Linked DNA regions of Homo sapiens: region 1 is linked to region 2. A link is a loop called in an ENCODE intact Hi-C map of the cell type or tissue named here. Cell type or tissue: ascending aorta. All regions are shown on one strand. Each heading gives the region's core, and the rest is flanking DNA. Links, peaks and the distances in the headings are about the cores only. Region 1 overlaps MAN1C1 (mannosidase alpha class 1C member 1). Region 2 overlaps MAN1C1 (mannosidase alpha class 1C member 1).

The links. Peaks named below come from ENCODE experiments on the same cell type or tissue, not always from the same donor. Only the 100,000 strongest peaks of a DNase experiment are listed, where the experiment ranks them.
Region 1: a loop joins it to region 2, with 2.1 times the contacts of the local background. A loop is called at or near these places in 1 of 110 quality-filtered maps.

What each region holds. Positions count from the first base shown.
Region 1 is chr1:25,650,094-25,665,860 of GRCh38, reverse strand. All of the region lies in intron 1 of MAN1C1 (mannosidase alpha class 1C member 1), which reads right to left. Among named protein-coding and RNA genes, the nearest start is that of MAN1C1, 41 kb to the right of the region's middle. In ascending aorta, for the core only: no CTCF peak of the experiment used is centred there; a DNase peak (open chromatin) is centred at 6,550.
Region 2 is chr1:25,713,863-25,729,629 of GRCh38, reverse strand. All of the region lies in intron 2 of MAN1C1 (mannosidase alpha class 1C member 1), which reads right to left. Among named protein-coding and RNA genes, the nearest start is that of SELENON, 78 kb to the left of the region's middle. RefSeq lists enhancers at 4,205-4,848, 4,934-5,434 and a silencer at 6,066-6,266. In ascending aorta, for the core only: no CTCF peak of the experiment used is centred there; no DNase peak of the experiment used is centred there.

The sequences.
Region 1 (15,767 bases), core at 4,600-8,599, 64 kb after region 2:
AAAAAGCCAATGCCAAGTATTACCTGAAAATTCCACTAGTGTGACCTTTCAAGAGAATGATTTTGAGTACTTCTGGTGATAACTCTGACACCATTTCTTCTACTAATGGGCCATTTTCAAAATCAGCAGGATGATGGAAATAACCTGACTTCACAGAGGGGCCAAACAGACTCCACCTGCAATATCTAATGCCCTGTTTTCTCCATCAGTGATCTTCTTAGGTGGGAAATCATCAAAAACCTAAAGACTCCCAACTTCTCATGTCTCGTGTGGTCCACAGCGGTGTGCAAAATGGGTCTCGAGGCAGAGATTGGTCTGTAATGGGACACAGCGTTATCCAAAGATGATGGCAGAATGCAGCTAACTATTTGGAAGCGTTTTTCCGTCTTGCTACTGGGGAATATTGCATCGTGTAAGAACTATTCTGGTTAAAATTAAGTCTTTTTGAAGATGTAGGCTGTTATCACACCGAGTCCATTTTTCACCCCATAGATTGGGCACTCTCAATTCTTAAAATAGCTTTTTATAATATTGTGATGGCAAATGGCTGAGAGGAAGGTATCAATTCAACAGCCCGTAACTACAGAGACATGTGTACGTGTGTCTCAGGCACAAAGGGACGTTACCAGGCAACATTGCAGAAACGAGTAACATTGATAGTCCATTCCATAGTAATAGCCTCTATAATTAAAGATTACTGCAAATACAATAGATCGTAACACAAATGGAAATAATGAAGAGACACAACCATCTCTCTGCCTCTTTGTCAGAAACCGTTTCTACACAGGCCGTGCACCTTTGTGGGAATGGAGGGGCCTATAATTAACCACCTGCTAGCGTCAGTGGCCATAACTCTTAACCAGGCTAGCACTTTCTTGACTAAGTTCTCACAAGTGATAATTAAAGCCGCCAGCCTTGCTTGTGAGGTCTGCTCTCAACTGAGCAGTATATATATTTGTTGGCATGTCTAACAGTGACGGATCCTCCAAGTAGCAATGGCTGGAGACTGGGCCACCAGCATGTCCAATCGTGAGATAATTGCCTCCTTATATGAGTGCCTTGAGTCACAGCCCCCGCCCAGCGAGTCTTCCCCTTTTCTTTTAATCGAACAATGCTTTGCAATTTCAGCTCCATCTATCAGATGCTTCCATTGTCTGCTAATAGAGTTTACAGAATCCTATTTCCCACTCTGTAGCCAAGGCCAAGAAATCTTCCGTCATTCCTGTATGTCCGAGAACATTTCAGATGCACTGTAAACTCAACTTGAACTCTGTCCACCATTGGCTGCCGAGCTGTAAAAGTGCCAGCCAGGGCTTTAATTCATAATTAGATGTTGGCTAGACAAATTATCTGTCTACAGTACCTTTGCCTACCACTATTATATGGCAGAATAATGTTCAACGTGGGGATACATGGAAAGTGAGCACTCTCCTGGGAGGAAATGTTTTGCAAAATCTATTTCCTTGACAACTGTTTTCCAAGCAAATTCTAGTACTGTAAGGTTTTCTCCCCCATGGTTTTGAACTATTGTGGTGTCTAAAAATCAGCATTGCCAAATGCCTCATATGAAAAATAGGGATTAAAATTAAAAAAAAAAAAACTAGTAGGGTTGAACATTTTAAAAGCCAGGATTGACTACTTTTTGGGGTGGTAATGAGCAGCATGGGGTGCCACTAACGCTCAGGTCCCCCAACACAGGCGACCACAGAGCGTGTGGAGGGCAGATGGGCTGCCATACTGGGCCCCTCTACCCAGAATAACCTAGTCTCTATGGGGAATGCAGCCTAGTCCCTGATCATCCCCCTTCTGGGGAGGCTTAAAGAAGCACCAAGAAGAACCCTACCACAAGAAGAACCCTACCAGCCTCAGGAAGAACTAAGTCATGTTTCTTTAAATTCATATAACCCCTGGTTTTGTGAGACAGGCCCAATTTCAAATATTCTGTCCCATTATCAGACAATGTGTCAGACACCATGTTCTAACTTTTTATTTGGAAAGTGATCTTATGGACTTGGTGGGCCTCCTGGGTATGGGGAGAACCCGCAGGGCCAGGACAGAGCAGTGATATAGAGTGCTACCACTCTGCTCAAGTGGCCCTCTCCCTCGCGACTTCAATGGAATTGTCAGCTCAGCTCTATGTAGGCCATGGCAAACCCAGACACTTTTTTACATACCCATCTCCCCATTCGTCCCACTGTGCCCTCGACACAGTAATCCCCGATGCAGTAATCCCCCCATATCTGCAGTTTCACTTTCCGCAGTTTCAGTTACCCACAGCCAACTGAGGCCCAAAAATAGGTACGTACAGTACAACGAAGTATTTTGGGAGCAAGAGAGACCACATTCACATAATTTTTATTACAGTAGATTAATTGTTCTAAATATGTTGTTAATCTGTTACTGTGCCTAATTTGTAGATTAAACCTTATGGCAACATATGTATAGGAAGAACATAGTATATATAAGGTTCAGTACTATCCGAAGTTTCAGGCATCCACTGGGGGTCTTGGAACATATCTCCTGCAGGTAAGGGGGAATTACTGTATTACACAATAAGTGCTCCCATATGCTAAGAACTGTGCTAGATATTGGGGCTATAGAGGAATAGGAGGTGTGTCTGCTATGGAGATCATATTATTTATTTATTTATTTTAAATATACGTATTTTATATATATTTAAAATAATATATAAATAAAATATATATACATGTATTTAAAATAAATAATATAAATAAATAAATAAAATATATATATGTATAATTTTTTTTTTGAGATGGAGTCTCACTCTATTGACCAGGCTGGAGTGCAGTGGCATGATCTCGGCTCACTGCAACCTCTGCCTCCCAGGTTCAAGCAATTCTTCTGCCTCAGCCTCCCAGGTTCAAGCAATTCTTCTGCCTCAGCCTCCTGAGGAGCTGGGACTACAGGTGCCTGCCATCACACCCAGCTAATTTTTGTATTTTTAGTAAGACGGGGTTTCACCATATTGGTCAGGCTTATCTCGAACTCCTAACCTCGTGATCCTCCCGCCTTGGCCTCCCAAAGTGCTGGGATTACAGGCGTGAGCCACCGTGCCCGGCCTAAATATATTTTTTAATAGAGAGGATCTTACTGTGTTGGCCAGGCTGGTCTTGAACTTGGGCTCAAGCAATCCTCCTGCCTCAGCCTCCCAAAGTGCTAGGATTACAGGTGTGAGCCACCATGCCCAGATGGGATCACATTTTTTAAAGCAGAGTTCTTGATTTGGAGTTTACGGATGGGCTTTAGGGAACCGTGTTTGTGTGTGTGTGCGCATGTGTGCACGCCATGAGCATTATTCTGGGGAGGAACGTTTATAGTTTTTATCAGGTTAGCAAGGAGTCTGTGACACGAGAAAATGTTAAGAATCATGTATAAGCTGTAATACAAACTGCTGTGCTCTGTTCTAGAGGTCTCTCCACAGAGGAATATGACTACACAATGGAGGTGTTGTCTAGCCGCACCTTGACAAATGCTGAGGAGTCTGGATTCACTTGCCTGATGTCAAAGAATGAAGGCTCGTTCTCCAGAACACCCCTGAGGCTTCTCACACCATCTCCCTCCTCCACTCTCAGTCCTCCCTGCATTTGCTTATTCAACAAGGTTTTCCTGAGCATTTCCTCATGCCAGGCTCAGTGAACAGGACAGACATGGGTCCCTGCCTCCTGGAGCTGACATTCTTGTGAGAGAGATAGACATCAATCAAACACAAAAACAGATGCAGAATTATAAACTGAGGTCAATTATAAGTGAGGGGACAACAGAGAGAGAGGAGGCTGACTACCTGCAAGGGCCTGATGACTCCAGAGAGATGGGGAAGGTTTCCAGAGCATTCTGACCACTGTTCGCTGGCCAGCAATCTGGATTATAAATTGCCCCCAAGTTAAAAAAATTCCTCAAGGGGAGAGACCGTAGATCATTTGGCTTTACAGTTTATAGAGCTTATAGCACCTGATGTGGGGTAGGACTTGTATTTGCAAAACAAATAGATGAGGGAATGAGCAGGCTATCCTGTGATATTTCTTTCATTACATATTTTTAACTCCTTGCAGGTGCAAAGGTTTCATCTTAGATCTCCCTTCAACCCCACACACAGCACTGAGAACAATTAGCAAATCATTACATTGGGAGGAGACATCCCATTTTCACGAACTCTAATAAAACTGTGGCTCTGCTTCCTGCTTCCTGCCTGTCTTCCACAAAGCCAGGCCTCAGTCTCGAGTTCCCAGCTATGCACACATCTCTGCTCAGACCCTGTGCTCAAGCTAAGCCTTGTCTCCTTTGGTGTGAGGTTGAAAGATCCTGCCACAATGGAGGCAGAACTCACCCTCGGTGGGGGAGAGCAAGACACAGAGGGGGACATTTGTGCTCTGGGGAAAAGAGGGAAGAGTTTGAAACTGCATACCATGCCGTTAACATATTTATTTTGCTTATTGTTCCTCTAACTCCACTAGAACAGAATTTGTATTTTGGGTCTGTCTTGTTCATTGCTGTGTCCCTGGTGCCTGGCACATAGTCCACACTGGATACTTATTTGTTAAATAAATGAGTCAGTGAATGAAATGGGACTCGGGCAAGACAGTAAAAGGAAATAGCCAGGAGCAAAGGCATAGAGGTGATGAAATACATGGGCCACGCAGCACAGCTGCATCCAGCAGTGTGCGGTTTAACAACTAACCCTCTGCATGTAGCTCCAACATGGGCGATGGTTGATATTTTCATGTACCTTAACAAATAAAACTGAAATTAAAAAAAAAAACAGAATTTCATGTGTTTATCAATGATGTGAGCCACTTCTTTGCTGAATTGGATGGTAAGTTTTGAATACTGTCATTTACAATGACACACTTTTGGCCAGGCATGGTGGCTCACACCTGTAATGCCAGCACTTTGGGAGGCTGAGGCAGGAGGATCACTTGAGCCCAGAAGTTTGAGACCAGCCTGGGCAACATGGTGAAACCCCATCTCTACAAAAAATAAAAAAATTAGCTGGGCATGGTTGCATGCACCTGTGGTCCCAGCTACTTGGGAGGCTGAGGTGGGAGGACCCCTTGAGCCCAGGAGTTCGAATCTGCAGTGAGCCATGACTGCACCACAGCACTCCAGCCTGGGTGATAGAGTAAGAGTCTGTCTCAAAAATGGAGTTTCAGGCCGGGCATGGTGACTCACACCTGTAATCCCAGCACTTTTGGGAGGCCGAGGCGGGCGGATCACGAGGTCAGGAGATCAAGACCATCCTGGGCTAATGCGGTGAAACCCCGTCTCTACTAAAAATACAAAAAATTAGCCAGGCATGGTGGCAGACACCTGTAGTCCCAGCTATTCGGGAGGCTGAGGCAGGAGAATGGTGTGAACCTGGGAGGCGGAGCTTGCAGTGAGCCGAGATGGCACCACTGCACTCCAGCCTAGGCGACACTCAAAAAAAAAAAAAAAAAAAAAAAAAAAAGGAATTTCACTCTTGTTGCCCAAGCTAGAGTGCAATGGCGCGATCTCAGCTCACCGCAACCTCTGTCTCCCAAGTTCAAGTGATTCTCCTGCTTCAGCCTCACGAGTAGCTGAGATTACAGGCATGTGCCACCACGCCCAGCTAATTTTGTATTTTTAGTAGAGACGGGGTTTCTCCATGTTGGTCAGGCTGGTCTCAAACTCCTGACCTCAGGTGATCCGCCCACCTTGGCCTCCCAAAGTGCTGGGACTACAGGCGTGAACCACCACACTGGGCCATATATAAACACTTAAGTTTAATCTGATTAGCATTCTCTCTATCACTTTCCTAAGTCTAGGCAATTATCAAAACAATAAATCAAACCCAAGTTTATAGTGTTTGCCAATTTCTGTGGCAAACAGAAATATTCCCACCAGGGCTGATTTAGAGCTACCAACATGATGTCACTGAACATGGATTTGGTGTGGGCTGCGACATATCATTATACATAGATACAACAGGTGAAATAGATAAATAATACAGTAAAACAATCAGGAAGGGATGAGTTTTGAGTATTGGCTACCCTTGTTTTTAATTTATTTAACTATAATTTTATATAATTTGTTTTTAAAGAATGGCTATTATTAACCATTGGCACACAACATTTCTGAAAATTTAACAACTGGCTCTCAGGAGTCATCCCTGAGTGCATCCTACAGGCAGACCAAGCCTTGCTTTGGGCACTGGCAAAGCTGGAGTCCAGGAGATTCTGCTTCAATGGACTCACCTGGGACTGCACAATTAGAAATGCTAGAAAGAAGCTACATCAATGTTTGTACAACATGTAACTTTTATCACTAAAAAAGAAAGATTTCTTTTGAATTATATTTTAGGCTCCATAATCTCCCCCAGGTTTAGGGATTCTAAAAGTCATGTTCTGGCCACATCCCAGGCCTGCTCAGTTCCTGGAGGGAAGAGCTTGAGAAAGAGGTAGCCAGCACTGTGCTTTTTACATAAGGAAGTATGTAATGTAGGAAACTGCAGTCTGAGGACCAAAGCAGCAGCTCCCTGGAGGTCATCCAGGTGAGACGTATTTCTAGGTCTGACGTAAGGGTCGGGGGCAGAGCCAAGGCTGCTACAGAAATAGAACTGTAAGCCCCAGGGAGTGTGGGGAGATAACCCTGGAGACAAGCCACCTAGAACCAAACAGCCTTGACTCTGAAGGCTTCCCAGGATGCTGGCTCAGCAACAGGACAAACCAATCCCCAACCCGAGTCACATCCAAGTCCCAGCTGGGTACAGCTGGGCTTAGATCAGGGAACATCCGAGGCAGGCGGGTGCCTTCGCAGCTCCAGTCCTTCCTCAGCCTTGCAACAGCCTCCTGCTCTTCCCAGTGCATCCCCTCTGGGCAGCAGGCTCAGGCACGACGCAGGGGTGTCTGGCAGGGCCAGGGCCACTGATGCTGCTGCTGGCCAGGACTGAAAAATGCAGACTGCAGGCAACATAAGCAAGCAGGACAACCCCGCTCAGATTGTGTGTGTGTGTAAAGTTTGATGGAACTGCACGGGCTGGGGGCGTCTGGGGAAGTATCTATAAGTGGCAATCGGCTGAGCAGCTGGGAGGAACTTCAGAGAAGAGACAGAATATTAAGAGGTGAGTTTGGGGCTGGGCGCAGTGGTTCACGCCTATAATCCCAACACTTTGGGAGGCTGAGGAGGGCAGATCACTTGACCTCATGAATTCAAGACGAGCCTGGGCAACATGGTGAAACCCTTGTCTCTACATAAAACACAAAAAAAATTAGTCAGGTATGGTGGCATGCGCCTGTAGTCCCAGCTACAGGGGAGGCTGAGGTGGCAGGATGGTTTGAGCCTGGGAGGCAGAGGTTGCAGTGAGCTGAGATGGTGCCACTGTATTCTAGCCTAGGCGAGAGAGCCAGACCGCGTTTAAAAAAAAAGAAGCAGCAGCAAGTTTGGATGTGTCTCCTTACTAGGCTCATTCCAAGCCTGGGGCCACCTGCCTTCACTCCCCATGAAGCCTCGAGTCCCCTCCCACTCATGCTAGCCCTTAGGGTCTATGGTTTGGGATAACCAAGGGCTTCACTCTAGATTCATAGCCTGGCTCCAGGTTCACAACCTGACACTGCCACTTTCAAGCTGTGTAACTCTGGGCACGCTGTTTAACACCTCTGAGCCTCAGCTTGCTCACCACTGTGAAGGTGAACAGTTTATGGGAAAGGCCCACCCTCTGCAGCAGTCACTGAGTTTTGATTTTGAATTTCTAATATCTACTAGGCCACCCTGCACAGGACCAGGGGCTCCCAGAGAGCAGGAAAGGTGGTCTCATCTTCAGACAGGTCAAGGCCAGGGGGCAGGGCAGCAGGCAAGGAGATGGTGTAGAGCACCACAGGGCCTTGGCTGGAAATGCTGAGGTTGGTGAGCCCTGAAAGTGAGCAGTGGTCCGGCTGGTGGGTCACGCTGTGTGTGTGTCCATCCACTTCCTTCCATCCACACACAGGCTCAGCCTGGGGTTCATATCCCTGGGGCCTCAATGCAGAGCAAGCAACTCACTAAGAGTTACATGGGTGTTTTCATTCTAGTGAGGATGATATATACAAGGCGCTGGTAGCCAGTAATAACTTACTGAGGCCAAAGCCCCCATGGGTAACAGGGCATGACAAAAGGTTCCCATGTTCCCAGGGCCTGTCATCTTGTTTGTCTATGGCTCCGGCTGTATCAATCTCCTTTTTGTGTGTTTGTCAAAGGGCAGCCCCCAAACCCCCAAATGGGACATAAATAGAACTGAAGTACAACAAGCTACTATATTCTCAGCACAGGGAGTGTGAAGCCCTTAGTCTTAAAGTGACAAATGGGTAGGAAATTATTTCTTGCTAAAGAATAATGAGGAGCATAAATTGCTTCTGTGTGCGGATGATTCACTAGAAGGTAGGCACCTCCGGCTGCAAGAGGAAGGCACCACCACTTCAAGCCTCAGGGCCACGCTTCATGGCTTTCCCCCTACATCAAGCACCACCACCCAGCTGCATCCTGGCCAGGCTGGCCTGATAACCCTTGCCCTTCCTTCTCCCCAGCCTCTGGGGAAGAGGCACTGAGAAAGGCGTGGGGAAGGGCAGTCTGCTCAGTCTGAAAGCTCCTTTACTCCTAGAAAAGGGTTTTCAGGACCCAGAACTGTGCCCTGGGTAATGGTAAGCATGGCTGTGGCAGGCTCTCCTTAGAAGGCTGAGGGCCCCAGGCAGGAGACCTTTCCCCTGCTTGGTTAAGACCCAAGGTTGGGGCTGGGCGCGGTGGCTCACGCCTGTAATCCCAGCACTTTGGGAGGCCAAGGAGGGTGGATCATGAGGTCAGGAGATCGAGACCATCCTGGCTAACACGGTGAAACCCCGTCTCTACGAAAAATACAAAAAATTAGCCGGACATGGTGGCGGGTGCCTGTAGTCCCAGCTACTCGGGAGGCTGAGGCGGGAGAACGGTGTGAACCCAGGAGGCGGAGCTTGAAGTGAGTCAAGATCGCGCCACTGCACTCCAGCCTGGGTGACAGAGCAAGATTCCATCTCAAAAAAAAAAAAAAAGACGCAAGGTTGGTCTATCTTTCCATCTCTCTCTCCATCTCTCTCCCCTCCTTGGCTACTCCCTGAATAGCAAACCTGAACAGCTAGCAAGATGCCAGCTTGGGCAGGACCCAACATGTGTCTTCTCCTTTAATTTTACTTCTAACAGCACTTTCAAGTGAACCACTGCAATTAAGCAGGCTTAAGCACAGCCTGACATACAGCAGAAAGACACACACAGAAGATTAACCACAGAAGGTAGAGACCCCGGAAGGAATTCAACACTCAGGCTTATTTATCCAAACATGAAGCTGACCCTGTAACATTGAAGAAAGTATTTCAGTGAACACTTGGGCAAAGCACTATCAAAGCAGGCAACTCAGCCGCCCAGTGCAGGCGCCAAATGTCTCCGTAGCCTTATTATGAAACGACGTCTTTAAAAGTACATTATAGGCCCGGCGCAGTGACTGATGCCTGTAATTTCAGCAGTTTGGGAGGCCAAGGTGGGCAGATCACTTGAGGTCAGGAGTTCGAGACCGGGCTGCCCAACATGGTAAAACCCCGTCTCTATTAAAAATAAAAAAATTAGCGGGGCATGGTGGTGCATGCCTGTAGTCCCAGCTACTTGGGAGGCTGAGGCAGGAGAATGGCTTGAACCTGGGAGGCAGAGGTTGCAGTGAGCCGAGATCATGCCACTGCACTCCAGCCTAGGCGACAGAGTGAGACTGTCTCAAAAAAAAAAAAAAAAAAAAAAGACTGATAATCCCAACCTAAGACATACATCAGCTTTGGACTGCTAGTCCATTTGGGGCCCTCCCAAAAAGAGGAGGCAGCTCCTGAGCACCCTGAATCCAGGGCCTATACTCACTCCCTCACTCACAGCTCCTGAGCACCCCCAGTCCAGGGCCTGCACTCTCTCCCCGACCCACAGCCCTGGGGGAGTTATTCCACACTGTCAGCCTCAAGGACAAGACTTTTCTTCTTTAAATCAAACTGCAACAAGAGAAATGGAGGTTTGGGGGCAAAAGTGAATTTCTCCTATTCACTCTCCTATTAACTCTCCTATTAACCCCCAGAACAAGTCCCTGAGGAAAAACTGGCATCTTTTTCCGGAGGAAAAAATGAAGAATTTCATCCAATAGACTTGCAAGTCAGTACCCCTAATTAGAGGCCGATAAGAGACACAAGGAGAGAAAGCAGGAGTTGGAGAGGATGTCGGAGGAAGAGTCTGCCTTCTAAAAAGCTAGACTCTGCCCCAGACATCAGTCATCCACTATCCCCAAGGGCCAGAGGAAAGAACCTGAGAACAGTTTTCCATTTGTGCTTGTCAAACTCAGCTCACTCCCTTGAAGCCAAGGAAAGAGATTTAAACTACAAGTGTCCACCAGTTCCCTGTAACTAAACTAGTTATTTGGTATTTTGAGAGCATCTGAGAATCACAATCACAGAGGCAAGAGGGGCTCATTTCTTCAGCTCGCCCTCACCTTGCAGAAGGGGAACTTTAACCCTGGAAGAGCAGTGTTGGACAGCAGGTTCCCTCCCTGAGATCCACGGACTCCAGGAGCTGAGTGAGAGGCTGCAGCAAGGGAGCTTGGAGATCGAGTTTTATCCCCACATTTTGTAGTTGAAACTCAGACCTGGAGAAGTTGAAAGGACTTTCCCAAGATCACACGGTAAATAAATTCCTTACTTAGTCCGGATCTCTGGGGGTGAAGGAGGCTGAAGCTCTCAATTGGAGATATGGTGTCAGCTTTGCTTTTGTTTTAAAAAAGCACAAGCACACATGATGGTTTGTTTCAAACCAATAAAGACTTGTTTTGTTTTAAGCCACTTCAATTATCAGAGGACAGCATGTGTTCCAGTGAACTCTACAGCACTTTGGAACCATGGAAAATTTACAGCCTAGGCCCGACACGGTGGCTCACGCCTGTAATCCCCACACTTTGGGAGGCCGAGGTGGGCAGATCGTGAGGTCAGGAGATCGAGACCATCCCGGCCAACATGGTGAAACCCCGTCTCTACTAAAAATACAAAAATTAGCTAGGCGTGGTGGTGTGTGCCTGTAGTCCCAGCTACTCGGGAGGCTGAGGCAGGAGAATGGCTTGAACCCAGGAGGCGGAGGTTGCAGTGAGCCAAGATCGCACCACTGCACTCCAGCCTGGTGACAGTGCAAGACTCCATCTCAAAAAAAAAAGGAAAAAAGGAAAATTTACAGCCTAAACATGAGCAGATTACGTTCCACAGCATCTGCCATAAAGTTACCCTTTCCAGTGCAGCCACACACAGATTAAAGTAAAAGCAAAGCATAAAGAAAGCACAGTTATTTGGAGAAGAGAAAAGCTGCTTCGGCAACAGCTAAGTCCTGGGACCTGGCAGGCTTGGGGGTGAGCACCCACTTGGCGTGAGACAGTTTCCTCAACTAGGGGCCTGGATCTCACTCAGCAGCTCAAAGTCAAAACTGCTTTCCTTTTGTAAAGCCTTACCCTTTGGAAGGGGTCAGATGCCTCATGGATCGGTATAACAGCCTGGGGTCCTCTAGGACCACATACACAAGACTTCAAATCTTTGATAGATCTTCATCTGGAAGGCAACCCCAGGACCGCTGTGTCTAAGAAATGAAAGCCAAGGCTCTGGTGAGGGGAAGGAATTTGTCCATAATTACACAGCACATCAGCAAGGATAAGTGACTCGGGTTGGGGGATGAAGGGATGAAGGGCCCAGGCTGACCCATATAGGTGATACTCCTTCTATAACCCTGGGAGTTCCAAAACTTGTCTCAATGTGCAACCAGGAATAGATCAGGGTTTCCCAGTCCCGGCACTGCTGACATGTTGGGCCAGATAATTATTTGCTGTGGGGTCTGTCCTGGATGCTATCCTTTGGTTATCAGCTTCCCTGGCCCCTATCCACGAGATGCCCATAGCATCCCCAGTGTGGCAGCCAAAAACGTCTCGAAAAACTGACCTTTGACTCCCCTGGGGGAGCAAAACTAGCCCAGTTGAGAACTGGAGAAGATGGATGGCAAGTTTTGAAGCGTGCTGCTCCCCGCCCCGACCTGGCCCTGCTCTGCCCTCCCAAACATGCCTGATCCCCTGCCCTCTAGGGAAGAGCTGGGCTACTCAGCAAACTTCCTGCAGAAGCCAGACTTGTGGGGAGCCAAGGCCAAACCACAGCAGCCTCGTTCTGGGGAAAGCAGCTCTTAAGACCAACGGCCTCTGTGATGTGACCCCTTGGCCCTGGACACTGATACCTACTAGGTCCGAGAACATTCAGAAAAATCAGGGAATCCGTGGAGCACCCCACTTGAGAAGCCAGAGGTCCTCCTCCAGGGTGGGATGACAAGACACCTAATTTGGCTTAGGGCCACACGAGTAGTCACAACACAACACAAAAAGATGGTTTACCATAAAGGCCCCTAATAAGGGACCAGCAGTATTGGGAAATGGTTGGGGGTTTCAACAGAGGAGGTACAGCTGTGCATGGTGGCTCACACCTGTAATCCCAGCACTCTGGGTGGCTGAGGCAGAAGGATCACTTGAGCCCAGAAGTTTGAAACCAGCCTGGGCAACTTAGTGAAACCCCACCTCTACAAAAAATTAATAAATTAGCCTGGCATGGTGGCATGTGCCTGTAGTCCTAAATACTTGAGAAGCTGAGGTGGGAGGATGGATTTGAGCCCAGGAGGTCAAGACCGCAGCGAGCTTAGATTGTGCCACTGCACTGCAGCCTGGGAAACAGTGAGACCTTGTTTCAAAAAACAAAAACAAAACAAAACAAAAAAACAGGCTGGATGTGGTGGCTCATACTGATAATCCCAGCACTTTGGGAGGTCAAGATGGGCAGATCTCTTGAACTCCAGAGGCCAGGAGTTCAAGACCAGCCTGGGCAACATGGCGAGACCTCATTTCTACAAAAAATACCAAAAAATTAGCCAGGCATGGCGGTGCATGCCTGCAGTCCCAGCTACTTTGAAGGCTGAGGTGGGAGGATCGCTTGAGCCTGGGAGGTTGAGGCTACAGTGAGCTGTGATCACAATAAAGCCGACATTGATTAAACACCTCCTACGGGCCAGGCACCCTGCTGAGCACTGCAACCCCGAGGGTGATCCCACTGTCACCCATTGTGCAGAAAAGGACATTGAGGCAGAGGTTGAGTAATTTTGCTCCGGGCCCACCACTGATCCTGCATGTCGGTGGGAGGGCACCCACGCTCTGCTTCAGGAGGAAGCAACTTCATGCCAGTGCCAAGACCCACCAAGGCAGGGGAAAAGATGACACGGCTTCAGGTAGGCAGCAGGCTCTGGTCTTTGCTAACCAGCCATGCACCAAGGGCTGCCAGCAACTCGGCCCCATGCCTGAGCGGGTGCTGGGGGCCTCCAGCCTGTGGGGTGGGAAGGGCTGGTGCCAGCTGGAACAGAACTTGAGAACACATTTGCAGAGTCTCACTTCCCGGGAGAGCGCCACTGCCACACTGAGCAGACTCCTTGGCAGTGAGTGATCCTTACAAGAGTTCCAGCGTTACTTGGAGAAGCCATTTGTTTCCCAACAGCAACCAAGAAGGCAGCAGCTGTCCTGCACAGGAGTCCCTCCTGCTTCCTGGACCTCTGGTCAGGGAGGCCTCTTCCAGGAGCTACACAGGCCTTCAGGGCCTGACATGCGGCAGCAGGAAGGCTCCTCAGCTTAGACCCCAGGACAAGAGTGTCCACACATGTCCTCAGGAAGTGCCTGGAGGCCTTGGGGTCAGACTTTTAGGAGTCAAGAGCTGCTATGAAGAGGCCAATCAGAAAGATCAAGCACTTGGCTTTGAGTGGCCATTGCTGGGCAGCAGGAGAGTTTGGGTTCCCAAACTACTCCACCATCCCTGCTCAGGCCAGTCTCTGGCCCCGGCAGGCAGGCAGGCAGCAGGGTCTTCTCTCCTCATTCACAAGCACCCATTATAGTCACGTGGGAACATGTTGCTAACACCCTACATGGAACAGGACTTAGTTGCTTTTCTAAACCTTACAACCTATCAGTCTGAGGAAACACCTGAAATCAGCCTGATATAACCCCCAATGCATAGATTTTTCCCATGGGGAACATCTTATTTTCTTTCTGACATTTAACCTCAGGTCATAGCCAGGGTGGGGATTATAACACCTTTGAACAGGCCAGAAAGACCCGCGTGTGGTTACAGAATAAGCATGTTAATTCTGAGCTCCTGCTCCGTGCAAGGGCAGAGGAAGGCAGCACTGGTCTCTCCCTGCAGACAGCATTTTCCTCTAAGAAAAGGATTTTCATCTTGGGTCACGGCCCCTCCAACAAGGGAAAGGCTGGATACTTCTTTGAGGAGACTTGGTCCACAGTGCTGGGCTGCCCCTTCCTTCCTGCCTGTCACACATGACCAGGGCAGAATGGAAACAGGAGTCCATCCCACTCATACCACTTGCAGGGCAATGAGCAGCCCAGGCGCCAGCAACAAGGCAGTGAGCTCAGGAGAGGCTTACAGGCCAGCTGAAGAGCCGTGCAAGGCCAGTGCAGGCCGGGACCAACCAGGGCCTTCCTGCCTGTCACTCAGGGAAGTCTGTCTTTCTGGCCAGCTGAGGCTGGTCACTGTCAGGAGTCTCCAACCAGGGCCAGTCTGCCCGCTTCTCCTCTGGGACAGAAGAAAGTGTGGCAGAGGATTCCCCACTGGTGCTCTAGAATTGCAGTAGCCGTCCCGGGTCCTCAGGATCTGCTGATTTCCAGAACACCTGTTCAGTTGGTGAGCGGCCCCTATTGTGAGTGTTCACCCAGTGGCAATCTCTCCTACCAAGCTTCCACTTACTCACCTTCTCCCCTTCTCCTAAGCCAACCCCCTCCAGGTCTCCTTGGAGGAGTTCTTACTTACTGAATGAATAAGTAAAAAAAAAAGTTTAAAAATAAGCCTGGATAAGAGCAATAAAGCCTCCCTTTAGCCTTTGCTATTAAAACTGATTTGAAATAGGAGAGCTAGATTTTCCAGGTGAGAATTACAGGGTTTGTGGATTAGGGAGACAACCAAGTCTCCTTTATTCTCCTTCTGTAAGGACTAAATTGATATTTACTTGCACAAGCCAAGAGTGAAAGTGGGCAGCCAGCTCTCCTAATAGCCATTTATACATCCAAGTTTGGTAGATTTATCGGTGTCTAAAACAGCAGAAAGAAAGAATGAGAACACACTATGTCAAAGCAAGTTCTCTATTATCCCAAAGAGAATTTACTATTGTTAAAAGCCCTGTCCCTTGCTGGAGAGATTTGGTTAGGCCATGGAGAGGCCACAGAGTCAAGCAGGCCATACCTGGACCTGCTCTCTCTGCGGGGGGTCGTGAGCTCCCCAAACAGGACCCCAAATAACCTCAGAACAACCTCAGAAGCAAGAGTTACGTGGAAGTAGACTGGAGCAGTGGCCACCTGCAGCAGCCTCAGAAGAGCAAACACTGGACACTGTATTTGGTAATAAAAGGCTCTGAACCCCTACGGAGTTGCTGGTACGATTTCCTCAGCTCTTGGTCAAATTTACACACATTCATTAAGGTCACAGCCCAGCCATGAGCCAGATGCCTCGATTAATCCCTTTAGAGCCAGAGAAATAAACACTGGGTAAGAAACAATGTTAAGGACCTGATTTATAAAAGCAAGAAGGACATTGTCTTTTGGCAGAAATGACCTGCTGCTTGACCCACAGTAAGTGGAGACCCACACGCCCCAGTCAGTGGTGCAGAGCTGTGGACATGGGAGTGTACAGAATTTATAGCCC
Region 2 (15,767 bases), core at 4,632-8,631:
TGAGGCAGGAGAATTGCTTGAACCCTGGAGGCAGAGGTTGCAGTGAGCCGAGATCATGCCATTGCACTCCAGCCTGGGTGACAGAACTAGATCACATCATTGCACTCCAGCCTGGGCAACAGAGCGAGACACCATCTCAAAAAAAAAAAAAAGAAGAAAAAGAAAATGGGACGCCTGCCTTGTAGGCTTGGGAGCTCAATGAGTTAATTCCTGGGAAGCTTTTATTGCAGTGCCTGGTACACAGTAAGCTCTCAATAAATGCTGGCCGAGTGGCTAACTCTGCTCAGGAAGCCTCATGGACCTGTGATGGATCGGGAAGGATGAGCAGGAACCCGCAGGGTGGAGAGCAACAGGGGGGACATTCCAGGCAGAGAGCACAGCATGTGCAAAGGCCCTGAGGTAGGAAGCTGGTCAGGGAGGAGCATAGGTTTCGGGGGAGGGAATAAGGGGAGCAATGTGGCCAGTCAGCTGGAGCCATCCTGGGAAAGACTTCAAATGCAGGCCAAGGGGTTTGGTCTCTATGTTGAGGGCCATGAGGAGCCACAGAGGGGTGTCTCAGGGCTGGGCCATGAGCAAACCATGTACATTAGAAGCTAACGAAGGGGCAAGAGGCTGCCGAGAAGGCTGGAACAGCATTTGGAGATCCAGAATCCTTCTGGGGTCAGAGCCACACAGCGAGTCTTCTTCCAGGTCTCAGACCACACTGGGCACTTGTTGACGCCTAGGTGACCAAACTCTCACTAGGGGTCCCCAGCCTTTATTTGAGGGTAATATCCTCTACTGTGCCAGCAACGATTCTGCACCAGTTCCCCTTCCTTAGACAGAGCCGTTGAAGGGAAATAGCCGCCCAGGCAGGCACTGCGTTTCCCAGCCTTTCTGCATCTAGGTGGAGCCGCAGGACCCAATGGGGTGTGGGCATAGGCTCCATACACCACTTTGAGGCCTGGCCCATAAAAACCATTCATGGATATTCCAAGGCCGAGGCAATCTTGGGTGTTACAACCTGAAGATGATGGCGCCTCCATCACCCTGAGTGCCTGAGTCATCAGAGGGAACAGAGCTCTCCCCACCATCAATATGACTTTACATGAGCAAGAAAGAAATGTCTGTTGTCTCCAAGCACTGAAGTCTCTGGGTTTATCTGTCACAGCAGCCAGCATTACCCTAAACAGACCCACCAGGCAGAATGACCTTGAGCACTTCACCTCCCTGAGCCTGTTTCTCTCAAACAGATTGTTGTGAGTGCCTAATACGATGACAAGTGTGAGTGCTTTGCAAGCAGCGAGGAACCACAGAGATCCGTCTGTCATGGGGTTACTGGCTTTGGTCCCTCTGAGAACCCGAGGTTGCAGAGGGGAGGGGACTCCGGCCAGTCCCTGCTGAGGCAGGGGAGTGCAGCAGCTAAGGCCCGGAGAAGCTCGCAGCAGGGGCTCAAGATCCACCAGCAGGTCCTGGCCTAGGCTGGGGACTCTCACTCCAGGCTTTAGTTCAGCCCTTTGAGAGATGCTCCTCAAATAGCTGAGCCGCCCAAAGGGAGGAGGCTGGGGCCTGGCTTCCATCTCCTGGAAGCTGCCCCGGGAAGCAGTCCTCCCAGCCTCTCTCTGATAACTTGTTCCAACCTCTCACAACTCATTAACAGGAAACTGCATTCCCTGCCAGGAAGACGCACGCCTGATTTTTCAGACATGGCAGGTAGACTGTGTTATCAAAGCCTTGTCATGTGTCTGCACGGCCCCCACGCTCTCCTGCTCTCTGGTGTCCTCGGCCAGGCTCTGTGCTCAGAGCATGCATTGCCTTTGGATGTGGCTGGGCAATCTGCCAGCTTGTCTGGCCAGGGCCAGGGGCCCAGGATGGATTCCCGTGAGGGTGGCTGAGGCTCAGCCTGTACCCCGCTCCTAAGCATCCCACACTCCCTGCCCAGAACTGGGGCTGAGACCCCACAGGGGGACAGGGTGGGGAAGGCCTGAGCAACACAGGATGTGAAGAGCTGTCTCTGGCCTCAGTGACTTTCACACAGAATACCATGGGCACTCCGTGTCCTTTTGCTGCAGGGTTCCTCTGCCATAGCTTTGGGATGGGGGTAGAGAATGCTCACCCCCAGCCTCTGGAGCCTGGAGTCGGGGGCAAGGCCATTTTGTCCTGCACGTATCCCCCACTGTCCCGTTCTCGGGCAGGGTGGGTGCAGACACCAACCTCCTCCACCTCCCATGCTGTCTCATTCCTTCACACAGTCGCTCACCGCCTCTCACTGGGGACCCGTGAGGAGTTCTCAAATCACCTGGCAGAGGAAATACCACCAGTGCCCTGGACTACGACAAGGACATGAAGTATCCATTTCCAAAGTCTATCCACAGGCAGGACTTAGTCTGTTTGTTCCTTATCCCCACCCTGAGCAGTGTTGTTAAACCCGGTTCACAGAGGAGGAATTTAAATGACTAGTGCCTAAGGTCATCCAGCTAGTCCACTGGGTAGTAATCTGAGCTGGGTCTAGCAGCCTCCATGATCATCATGGTTATGTGTCTAATACAGCCTTCATGCCAAAACCTAAACCAAGAATTTTACTTTTTTTTTTGGAAACAGGGTCTTGCTCTGTCAACCAAGCTGGAATGCAGTGGCGCACTTTCAGCTCACTGCAACCTCCACTTCCCAGGTTCAAGCCATCCTCACACCTCAACCTCCTGAATAGCTAGGAGTACAGACACATGCCACCGCAGTTGGCTTTTTTTTTTTTTTTTTAATAGAGATGAGGTCTCACTGTATTGCCCAGGTTGGTCTCACACTCCTGAACTTAAGTGATCCTCCCACCTTGGCCTCCCGCAGTGATGGGATTACAGACGTGAGCCATCATGCCTGGCTGAGAATTTTATACTCTTAATCTTCATAATTATACTGCAGTGTAGGTGGTTATATTATCTCCATTTCCAGATGACAAAACTGAGGCTCAGAAAGCTAAGAAGCTTGTCCAAAGCTGCACAGCAAATAAGCAGGAACCATGGCCCGAATGCCTACTGTACTTGTGCTCTCTCCCCACACCAGCGGCCTCACAGGTGAGATGGGGCCCACCTGGGGAAGGCAGATGATGAGGCTTCAAGATCCTACCAAGCAAAAAAGCAGGGTATAAAATGCACACATGCTGGTCACCACACCCCATTACGAAGTGTGTGTACATGGATGACATTGGATGGGATCTGGTAGTCAGTGGCTGTGTGTCTCAGAGGGAGGCAGGGCCTGGCAGCTTCTATTAGTGCCTGGTCACTCTTGGCTGAATTCTTCCTTGTAAGGATGGCTAAGGGTTAAGGTAAATAGGAACGAGTTGGGCAGAGGTTTGGTGGGTCTACCTTGCCGTGGCCCTGGAGACCGTGGTCGTGGTGGTCCTCCCTCCCTTTCCCTTTCCCCAGGTGCAGGAGCCACCTGGTCAGATAACCTCTCCACCTCACTGCATTCCAGACAAGCTCTGCCTTAGGCAGAGATCCAAGCAAACCAGAGACCACTGCTCTGAGCACTGACCTCTTTTGAAGAAGTGAAGACTTGCAGGAGAGGGGCTACAGTCGGAGCAGTGTTAAGAGAGTCCCCCATCATAGAGGCCAAGGCCAAGGAGCTGGTCTGCAATGGCCTGTAAATGGCCCTTTGTGATCCAGCCCATGCCCAGCTGGGCAGCTCACTCAGATGAAAGCCTCACCTTTCATTTCATGCCACAGCCACACTCAGCTCAGCATGCCGTACCGCTGAGCCTCAGCCCAGGATGGACCTTCTGCCCCGAGCACCCTCTCATTCTTCAGCTCTACCATGTGCATCTGTTGTTCTCAGGTGCCTTGAACCCAGCCCCCGGCTTTCAGATGGCGCAGTCTCCCTCAAATGCCACACGCCTTCGACTTCCATTAAAACAAACACTGGGAGAGAATCCTTAATAATGCCATCTAGAGGGCAAAGTGGGAGGCGAGGCAGGATCCCCAGGCACTGAAAAGTTGAGGTGGGATGGCCCAAGGACACTTTATTCTAGGAGGAGCTAGGATAACCCAAGAAGCCCTCAGCAGGCTTGCTCTAGTGGACCCCTAACAAGTACTCCTGTACTCTCACGCCACCATGCCCTTGCACGTGCTGTGCCCTTTACCTAGAATGCCCTCCTCACCTGGGAGACTCCAGCTTATTCTTCAAAGCCCAGCTCAACGTAACCTGCTCTGTGAAGTTCCCAGAGGCAGAATCAGTGGCTCCTTCCTCTGTATTCCCGTAGCACTTTGACCACATAATTACGTGTGAATCCCTCCTCTAAGAAGAGAACTCTTTCGAGGCAAGGGACGTGGCCAGTGCACCTTTGCATCTCTAGCATCCATCCCAGAGCTGGCCTAGAAAAGCCTCTGAATGAATGAATTAATGAGCTTCCTTTTGCTAAGATCCCAAGATACCTATTTTCCCACCTCCTGCTGGGCCTTCCCTCTCCAGTCACAAGAGGAGCAAACTGAGCCTTTTGTCTTCACACCACATTGGTATTGACCAGAGCTGGGTTTTAATGGTGCTTTGACAAAAGGCAGCTCCCACATTCATTTTCCTTGGCTAATTACATTTCCCAATTGAAATGCTTATCTCTGGGTTGGTGTTATAGACATAATCAGTTTCCAGAATGGATTCAAAAGAGGTGAGAGCAAGAAAATAATTAAGCCAACTTCTGATTGAATCAAATAATTAAGCAAATTTCATCGGTTGCCTGTGATCTACAGCTCCAGCCTGGGCCTGGAGAGTGTACTACTCTATCAGAGAGATCATGTCTGATTGTTTTAGAGATGGGCAGCATTTCTTCCAGTAGCAAGTAAAGGATTAGCTCTTTTAACTGAATGCAAATCAGGGTGGCAGAACCCCAGGTTCCTTGTTTAGGCAAAATATTCTGTGTTTGCAGGAAAATAATCGAGGCTGGGGTGTGCTCTGTTCCGGAGCCATGCCTAGACACTCATGGTAGAGTTTGCACCAATGGTCCCAATTCCTTACCCCTTCCTGCATTCATGTCCTTTGCACTGAGTAGGATGCCTCTCCCCACTCTCTTCCTCTGGGCTCAGACACGTGTGGCTAACTTCAGCCAATGAGAGCAAATGTGACACACGCAGAGGCTTGAAAAAGCACTTGCATGTTTCTGCTTGCTTTCTTGTCCTTTTGCCACCTCCATGGGAATACATATGAACTAGAGCTGAGATGCAGAGATGCGTGGAACAGAGCTCAGTTGGCCCAGTTGTCCAAGCCAAGGATCTCTTAGATCATCCGACAGTCAGCTGCCCCCAGGCACAAGGGTGAGCCCAGTCAAGATCTGCAGTCATAGGCTAGGCGTGATGGCTCATGCCTGTAATCCCAGGACTTTGGGAGGCCAGGTGGGCGGATCACAAGATCAGGAGATCGAGAACATCTTGGCCAACAAGGTGAAACCCCATCTCTATTAAAAATACAAAAATTAGCCGGGCGTGGTGGCGTGCACCTGTAGTCTCAGCTACTCTGGAGGCTGAGGCAGGAGAATCGCTTGAACCCGGGAGGCGGAGGTTGCAGCGAGCCGAGATTGTGCCACTGCACTCCAGCCTGGGCAACAAGAGCAAAACTCTGTTTCAAAAAAAAAAAAAAAAAAAGGTAGGCAGTCGTTTGGCCTGCCCAGCCTGGATCAGGTGAACTCTGAAGACTCCTGAGTTACCTAAACACTTATTGCTGCATGCCAGTGAGGTCTGTGGTTGTTTGTAACTGATACAGTATCCCGCAGCCCAGGCTGGCCTTTTCTCCAGTCCCAGCCTCTAGAGGGTACCCCTCAATCCTTTAGTCCAAGCACCACTTAGAACAGACAGTCATACATCCCGCTGTTTGAATGGTAAATCTTTATGCAAAAACCCATCTAATCTTCACAAAGTCTCCTGGGCAGACATCAGGAAAGGGATCTTTTGTCCCACTCTACAGATGATGATGTTGAGGCTCAGGGAACCCAACAGAAGAGCCAGAGATCGTGGTTAAAGATTGTGAGTTCAATGAATGCACTAGCCCTATTTCCACCCAGAAACTCCACTAAGACAACGGTATAATTTTTTAAATAATGCATCAATCCACAAAGATAGAACAACCAGGGAAGAAGATGATAGTAACAAAGTTTGGCAGCTGGGAAAGAGATGTGGAGTGCTGACTCAGCAAAGCCAAGAAAGCCGAACCCTAAGCCATGATGATGCAAGCAAACAGGCACTCAGGTTTGTGCTAGAAAACCCCAAAGGCTCTGGGATTGGTGGCAACACCAGGTATCTCTGGAAGTGAAATAAGAGGAGGGCTTGTTGCAAGTCAGCCTAAAGGCAGTAAGATCCCTAGATTCTCTTCCTACTTCTGCCAAGAAAATGTTTCCTCTCATCCCAGCAGAAAACCAGAGGCAGAGTCTCAGAAAGGAGTACGACAGAGGGCCTCTTGATGCCTGGCTGAGGCACAGGGTGCCATCCTGGGAGCAGAGGCGGTAAGTGAAGATTTTTGGATTGCCCACCTTTGCCCTCTTGCCCACATGGATCTCAGAAGGTCCATTAATTTCCCGGCACAGTGAATGAAAAGAGACCTACACTGAGGTATATTGTCATGAAATACTACACTGAGGTATATATGTCATGAAACATTGAGGACAAAGAGTACGCCCTACAAGCTTCCACAGAAAAGACAGGTCACAATCAGAAGGCTGTGATCAGGAGTCCATTTGCTAGGTAGGAGAATGAAAACATTTTCTATGCAGAACCAGACTAGCTCTAGAGAACAAACACCTATATTGAGTTCCCATTGGATTATCCTACTGGGATTATCAGTCAGCAGAGCCCACTCACCACACAGATCCACAACCATCTTCTCTTCTGCCCCACATTTAACTTGAAGACACAGCCAAGGAGCCACAAACATTTAAGGGAAACCTAACACGAGAGATGGACAAATACACAAACAGGAAAGGTAACTGGAAGGACACAGAGACTCTGCAGGAAGAAGAAAACTTCAAAAACAAAATATCATCAGAGACTAAAGAAAATGGTGCGTCTGTGAGACAAGAACAGAATGCTCAACAAAAGAACATTCACAAAATAAAATGGAGCTCTTGGAAATAAATACACAGTCTGACAGCAGAAATGCAAACTCAATAAAAGAGTTGGAAGACAAACTTGAGGAAATTTTGTAGAGTAGAACCAAAAATGAAGAGACAGATAGAAAACAGAAGATAAATTGGAGGACCAGCTCAGGGATCTAACTAAAAAATGTAGGAATTCCAGAAACAGAAAAATCGGTGGAAGGAAATAATCAAAGAAATCATTCAAGGTGTCCCAGAACTGAAGGCATGGATTTCTAGACTGAGAAGGTCCATTAATTTCCCAGCACAATGAATGAAAAGAGACCTACACTGAGGTATATCGTCATGAAATTTCAGAACATTGAGGACAAAGAGTACGCCCTATAAGCTTCCAGGGAAAAGACAGTTCACATACAAATGACGAGATATCAAAATGGCATCAGGTTTCTCATCCGGAATGTCGGAAGCTAGAAGCAATGGATCAGTTTCAAAATTCAGAGGGAAAATGACTTCCATCTTATAATTCTTTATTCAGCCTAATTATCGATTAAGCGTGAGAGTAGAATAGAGTTTCAGTTTTCAAAAATCTCAAATATTTTACCCCTCCCCTATGCACACTTTTCCAGGAAGCTACTGGATGGTGCTGACCAAGAAAGAGACAAAGGAACCAGCAAATAGGGGATGGAAAATGAGAGAGATTCACAGCTCACATCACACTTATGGGGAAAGGCCAAAAGCTTTCCCCCAGGATCAGGAATAAACAAGGATATCCACTTCTATTTAACCTTGTAATGGAGGTTCTAAACAGAGCAACTGGGCAAGAGAGAGAAATAAAAGGCATCCATATTAGAAAGAAGGAAGTAAAACGATCTGTTTGCAGATGACACATCTTGTAAATGAAAAATCCTACGGAATCTACTAAAACACCATTACAACTGATGAATGAGTTCAGCAAGGTTGTAGGATACATCAATTGTAATTTTATATACTAGCAATGAACATTCCAAAATGGAAATTAAGAAGACAATTCCATTTACAAAGCATCAAAAAGGAATAAAATACTTAGGTATAAATTTAACAAAATAATTGCAAAATTTGTATACTCTAAACTATAAAATATTGTTGAGGGAAATTAAAGAAGATCTAAATAAATGGAAAGACATTTCATATTCATGAACCGGAAAACTTAGTATTATTAAAATGGCAATATTCCTCAAATTGATCTATAAATTCAGTGTAATCCCTATCAAAATCCCAACTGGCTTTTTCGCAGAAGTTGACAAGCTGATCCCAAAATTAATATGGAAACTGAGATTACACCTGTAATCGCAGCACTCTGGGGGGCTAAGAATGAAGGATTGCTTGAAGCTAGGAGTTTGAGACAAGCCTGGGCAGCACAGCAAGAACCTTGTAAAAAAAATTCATATGGAAATAAATATAAGGGACCCAGAATAGGCCAAACAACCTTGAAAAAGAACAAAGATGGAGTACTCACATTTCGTGTTTTAAAAACTACAAAGCTACAATAATCAAGACAGTGTGATACTGGCATAAAAATAGACATAGATCAATGAAATCGAGAGTCCAGAAATAATACCTGATACTATGCTCAACTAAGTTTTGACAAGGATGCTAAGACAACTCAATCGGAAAAGAACAGTCTTTTCAAAAAATTGTGCTGGAACAATTGGATATCCACATGCAAAAGAATGAAGCTGGAGTCCTACCTCACACCACAACCCCAAATAAACTCGAAATGAGTCATGGCCTAAAAGTAATAGCTAAAACTATAACACTTCTAGAAGAAAACACAGGAATTATGTTCATGACCTTGGGTAAGGCAATGGATTCTTAGACGTCAAAAGTACAAGTAACAAAAGAAAAAAATCGATACACTGGACTACATCAAACTAAAAACTTTGGTGCTGAAAACTATTCCATCAAGAAAGAGAAAAGATAACCCACAGAATGGAAGAGAATACTTGCAAATCATATGTCCCATAGAGAACTGGTATCCAGAACAAACGGAGAACTTCTACAGCTCAACAATAAACTACCCAATTAAAATATGGGCAGCTGGGTGTGGTGGTTCACACCTGTAATCTCAGCACTTTGGGAGGCCGAGGTGGGTGGATCACCAGAGGTCCGAAGTTCAAGACCAGCCTGGCCAACGTGGCAAAACCCCATCTCTACTAAAAATACAAAAATTAGCCGGGCATGGCGGTGCGTGCCTGTAATCCTGGCTACTTGGAGGCTGAGGCAGGAGAATCACTTGAACTCGGGAGGTGGAGGTTGCAGTGAGCCGAGATTGCACCACTGCACTCCAGCCTGGGCAACAGAGTGAGACTTTGTCTTGAAAAAAATTAAGAAAAAAAAAAAGGATTTGAATATATATTTGAATATACATTTCTCTAAAGACAACACACAAAGGATGAAAAAGCACATGAAAAGATGTTTAACATCATTAGACATTAGGGAAATGCAAATCAAAACCACTACGAGGCCAGGCACTGTGGCTCGTGCCAGTAATCCCAGCACTCTGGGAGGCTGAGGCAGGTGGATCACTTGAGGTCTGGAGTTTGAGATCAGCCTGGCCAACATGGCAAAACTCTGTCTCTACTAAAAACACAAAAATTAGCCAGGTATGGTGGTGGGTGCCTGTAATACCAGCTACTCAGGAGGCTGGGGCAGGAGAATCGCTTGAACCTGGGAGGCGGAGGTTGCACTAAGCCAGGATTGCGCCACTCTATTCCAGCCTAGGTGACAGAGTGAAACTGTCTCAAACAAACAAACAAACAAACAAAATAACAATGAGATATCACTTTCCACCCACTAGAATGGCAATAATAAAAATGTAGGTCAGGTGTAGTGACTGACACCTATAATCCCAGCACTTTGGGAGGCCAAGGCAGGAGGATCACTTGAGGCAAGGAGTTCAAGACCAGCCTGGGTAACATTGTGAAACCCTGTCTCTATAAAAAACTTAAAAATAACTAACCGGGAAAGGTGGCATGTGCCTGTAGTTCCAGCTACTCAGGAGGCTGAGGTGGGAGGATTGCTTGAAACCAGGAGTTCGAGGCTGCAGTGAGCTAAAATGATGCTACTGCACTCCAGCCTGAGCACAGAGAGACCCTATCTCAATAAATAAATAAATAAATAAATAAATAAATAAATAAATAAATAAATAAAAGATAAAAAATAATAAGTATTGGGGCTGGGCACAGTGGCTCATGCCTGTAATCCCAGCACTTTGGGAGGCTGAGGCGGGCGGATCACCTGAGTTCAGGAGTTTGAGACCAGCCTGGCCAACATGGCGAAGCCCCCTCTCTACTAAAAACACAAAAATAAGCCGGGCATGGGGGCGTGCACCTGTAGTCCCAGCTACTCGGGAGGCTGAGGCAAGAGAATAACTTGAACCCAGGAGGTGGAGGTTGCAGACAGCCAAGATCGCGCCACTGCAGTCCAGCCTGGGCGACAAGAGCAAAACTCCGTCTCAATAATAATAATAATAATAATAATAATAATAATAATAAGCATTGGAAAGATATAGAGAAAATGGAAACCTCATATATTACTGATAGGAATGTAAAATGGTGCAGCCTCTTTAGAAAACAATTTGGCAGTTCTTCAGAAAATTCAATGTAGAGGTCCCAAGAGAAATAAAAACATATGTTCATAGAAAAGTCTGTACACAATGTTCATAGCAGCATTATTCATAGTAGCCAAAAAGTGGAAACAACCCAAATGTCCATCAACTGATAAATGAATAAATAAGATGTGGTAGATTTATAATGAATTATTCATCAATGTAAAGAAATGAAATACTGATGCATGCTACAATGTGGATGAACCTTAAAAAACTTATGCTCAGTGAAAGAAGTCAGATACAAAAGACCACAGGTTTTTGCTTCCATTTTTATGAAACATCCAAAAAAGGCAAATATATAGAGACTGAGGGAGGATTACTGGCTGCCTGGGGATGGCAGTGGAAATGGGAAGCGACTGTGATGGGCACAAAGTTTCTTTTTAGGTGATGGAAACATTCTGATGATGTTTATACAATGCTGTAAATATACTGAAACCTACTGAATAGTACATTACAATTGGCAACCTTTTATGGCAATGTAAATTATGTGTCAACAAAATTATTTAAAAACAAAATGAATAAGAGAGAGGTAAAAATATCCCAGGGACAGCAGCTGTGCAGCAGGCAGAGAGTCAACTGTCCAGAACAAGACAGGTCAGAAGCCTCCAGGAGAGACGTCTTCAAGAGGATGAAGCTGACGTACCACCTAATGCGCTGGGACACACTGTGAGGAGGTTTACACAGGTAGTGGGGACCATGGAGTTAAGAAGTGATAAACATGTGACAAACTAAGCATCAAACAAACACGACGATTATTAACTCTACAGAAAACAAACAGTTACTTAGGAAAGGGAAGGAAATCATACTATATGAGAATCAGCCATGAAGAGTGTGTACACAGCCATAGGAAGTTACACCCCGAACAACCAATATTTTGATGTAACTATAATGGAAAGAATGGGGGAATGGCTATGTGTGTGTGTGTGTGTGTGTGTGTGTAAATAAAGCTATAGTGTGATATCAACACACATCTACTAGAACAGCCTTAAAAAGAAAAAGACTGATTTTACCAAGTGTTGGTGAGGAAATGGAACAACTAGAACTCTCACACACTGCTGGTAAGAACGGAAAATGGGGCCGAGCATGGTGGCTCATGCCTGTAATCCCAGCACTTTGGGAGGCCAAGGTGGGCAGATCACCTGAGGTTGGGAGTTCAAGACTAGCCTGACCAACATGGAGAAACCCCATCTCTACTAAAAATACAAAACTAGCCAGGGTGGTGGCACATGCCTGTAATCCCAGCTACTCAGGAGGAGAATCGCTTGAACCCGGGAGGCGGAGGCTGCAGTGAGCCGAGATTGCGCCACTGCACTCCAGCCTGGGCAACAAGAGAGAAACTCCATCTCAAAAAAAAAAAAAAAAAGGAAAATGGTACATCTGCTTTGAAAAAGACAATTTGGCAAATTCTCTGTTTTTGAAACAGGGTCTCACTCTGTTGCCTAGGTTGGACCGCAGTAGTATGATCACAGATCACAGCAGCCTTGACCTCCCTGGGCTCAGGTAATCCTCCTGCCTCAGCTTACTGAGTAGCTGGGGCTACAGGCATGCACCACCATGCCCAGCTATATATATATAATTTTTTCTTTTTTTTGTAAAGACAGGGTTTCGCCATGTTGACCAAGCTGCTCTTGAACTGCTGGGCTCAAGTGATCCACCCACCTCAGCCTCCCAAAGTGCTGGGATTACAGGTGTGAGCCACTGTGCCCAACCAGCAAATTCTTACAAAGTTAATAAATTTAACATATGACCCAACAATTCCACTTTTGGGTATATACCTAAGAAAAATGAACACATACATCCACATGAAAACTGCTTGTGAATGTTCAAAGCGGCATTATTTTTAATAGCCTCAAACTGGAAACAAATCAATTGCCAAATGGAAAAAATAAACCATAGCATATCCATATGACGGAATACTACTCGACAATACACAGGAGCAACTATGGACAGACAAAACACCATGGAGGAACCCCAAAAACCTGATGAGTGAAGGAACCAGACACAAGAATACACACTGTGTGATTCTAAGGAACTCTAGAAGGCTCAGGCTAATTTAGAGTGACAGCAGATTGGTGATTGCCTAGGCCAGAAGCTGAGGAAGGATGAATGGCAAAGGGGCCTGAGGAAACTTTTAGATATAAAAATGTTCAGTACCTTGATTTTAGTGGTGTTGAAATACATTTTATTGCATTAAATTAAACTTTAATACAGTGGATTTAAAAATTTAGAAAGGGTAAAGCTATTGATTCCAATTGGGATTAAAACCCAGGAGGCTCCATAAAGGAAGGCAGTCTGTAAGCCTGGTCTTTAAAACTGAATTTGAGGGCCGGGCACAGTGGCTTATGCCTGTTTGGGAGGCCAAGGTGGGCGGATTGCTCAAGCTTAGGAATTCGAGAACAGCTTGGGCAACACGGCAGAATCCTGTGTCTACTAAAAACACAAAAACAATTAGCCAGGTTGTGCCTGTGGTCCCAGCTGCTCAGAAGGCTGAGGTGGGAGGATGGCTTAAGCCTGGGAGGTGGAGGTTGCAGTGAGCCGAGATCATGCCACTGTACTCCAACCTGGGTGACAGAGTGAGACCCTGTCTCAAAAAGAACAAAACTAAATTTGAGAGACACACAGAAGAAAGAGCAGGGACCTGTCAGGCAGATCTGAGTATGGCCAAGTCTGCTAGTTGCCCCTAATATCCATTCTCCTTCAATTTCCATAGAAACAGAAGCAACAATTTTAGCTGAGCACATGGCCATGGGAATAAAAACTACATTTCCCAGCCTCCCTTCCAGCTACGTGTAGGCATATGACTGAGTTCTGGCCAATGGGATTCAGTTGAAGTGCTGCATGTGACTTCTGGAAAAATATGTTTAAAGGGAAGTGACATTCTCTACTCTTCCTCTTTTTCCCTTCCTGCTGGCTGGAATGTGGACACGATGACTGGAGCCACAGCAGCAATTTTGGACCGTAAGGTGGAAGCCAGTACTGAGGGTAAACAGTGGAACCTAAGTCCCTGACGATGGTGGGGTCGCTACTCCAGTCCTAGACTAACTACCTGGACCTGTAAATGAAAAAGAAATAAACTATTTGGTTAAGGCTTGCTATTTTGGGTTTCCTGAGTTCCAACAGAATCCAATCCTACCAGATAAAATGAACAGTAGCAGAGAAAGATGTGAAGTGCTAGCATCCTTAGTGCCTCAGGCTCTCCTGAAACCACCATCGTTCTTCTGCTCTATACTGCTCAAGGGAGAGGCCCTGGCTTTCCTCATCTTTCTGTTTCCAGGGCTTGGCACATAGTAGGTGCTCAGTAAAGACATCTAGTCAGCTGAAAGACCATGGCATGGTTCAAGCCCTGGCACAAGACCAGCTAGATGCTCTCTGAGGGCAGAGCCTGGACCTTTCTGTTCACCACAGTAACTTTCACACCTAGGTCCACAAAGTCTGTTGTGAGTGCTTAGGTATTCGTTGAGAGAAGGAGTGAAAGGCTGATGTGGCAGAAATCTAGGGTTTCACAGCCCAGCATCCACCTATACTTTCTCTAGTTGACGGGTCCCTGAATCACCTTCTACACCTCCCCTCCTTCCCAACTCCTAGTCCATGTTCTGCTTGAGGTAGAACTGCCTTGACCCCAGCAATGGGAATGATCATGTGACCTAGGCCTTGGTCAGTCCAGCCCTTTCATCCCTCTGGACATGAGGATGAGTTAGGGATAGGCAGAGCCATGGGCCCAATTAAAGCTCACCAGCACTAATTTTGGGCTTAAACTGAAACAGAGTGGCACTAGCTCTTCTGCACCAGACACAGGTTGGGCAGGCTAAAGTTGTTGTACCAGCTTGTTCACATCAAGGAAGAACAACCTGAGAATGAAGACAGTGAAAACAGGCCACAGGGAAGAGAAATAAACAGAGTGTCCGTCTTCATTTGAGACGTGGATCAAGCTGTGCCTGAAGTCTAATCCTAGTGACTTTCAATCAAGTGATCTAGTAAATTGAACTTAAATGGGCTTGAGTTTTTTTGCATCTTGCAAACTGGAGAGTGCAGACTAACATAGTTGACCTTGAGGGTCAATGTCACCCTTAAAATATGTCATCTTAGGTGTAGTGCTAGCACTTAATACAGGTGGGAGCCAGGGTACCACCAGCTTGTGGCATTAACTCCACTTCCTTTAGAGTGTAGCTGACTCTGAGAGCTCGAACAAAGCTTCATTGATTCTACCTGGTATGTGACATTGTAAACCAATCTCACATTATCAGCATTGCAAAAATTCCCCTATAAAAACACAGGAGTCTAAAATGTTAATCTGAGAATTAGTGGACATTTATCTTCTTTTGGATCGGTATAATTTCCTCCCATTTTTTTTTATCTGCTTTCTGAGCCACCTCATTTATCTAAGCTTTCAAAAGCTCATGCAGAACACATAATGCACTTCAGCTACAAAAATCAATGCTTGAGGATGCATTTTTACCAGGGTTGGTAAAGAAATTCTTCTACTGCTTCTCAGAGGCCTTACTGCAAACATTTTTATTCATGAATAAGAGCCAGAATAGTTTTACTTATAAACAAAGCTTTTCCCTAATTATCAAATCAAGGAGTCAATGTCACTTAGAAATATATTCTTTTTTATTTTTGAAGGGATAAAAGTGTGTATTAGTTTGTGCTTCAAACCCCTCTCCTCCCCTAACCATCCAAGACAACTGACTGACTTTAATTAAAGACCATTTACCCTGGGAATGGATTGCTTGCTGCAATTTGTACCGAAGAGACACATTTGCAGACAAATGAATCGCAGTCCTCAGATTTCGCCCATATGACAAAAGAAGTGATTATGTTCCCTCATCACTTCCTCACTCTGAAGAACTCTATTAAGAGAATAATTTGAACTGACTCTCTGCTACGCTGCATTTTAAAGTGTGATCTATTTCAAAGCCACCAACATTTTTTTCCCCTTTTAAAAATGAGTGGTATTTAAGGAAAAATGCCAGCTGGTGTGTCTATTTGAGGAGGGGCTACAGGAAACACGAAGGTTGATTTAACTCCCTCGGAAGCTCCAGTCACTTGCAAGTGCATGAGGAACCTGGAGCCTTG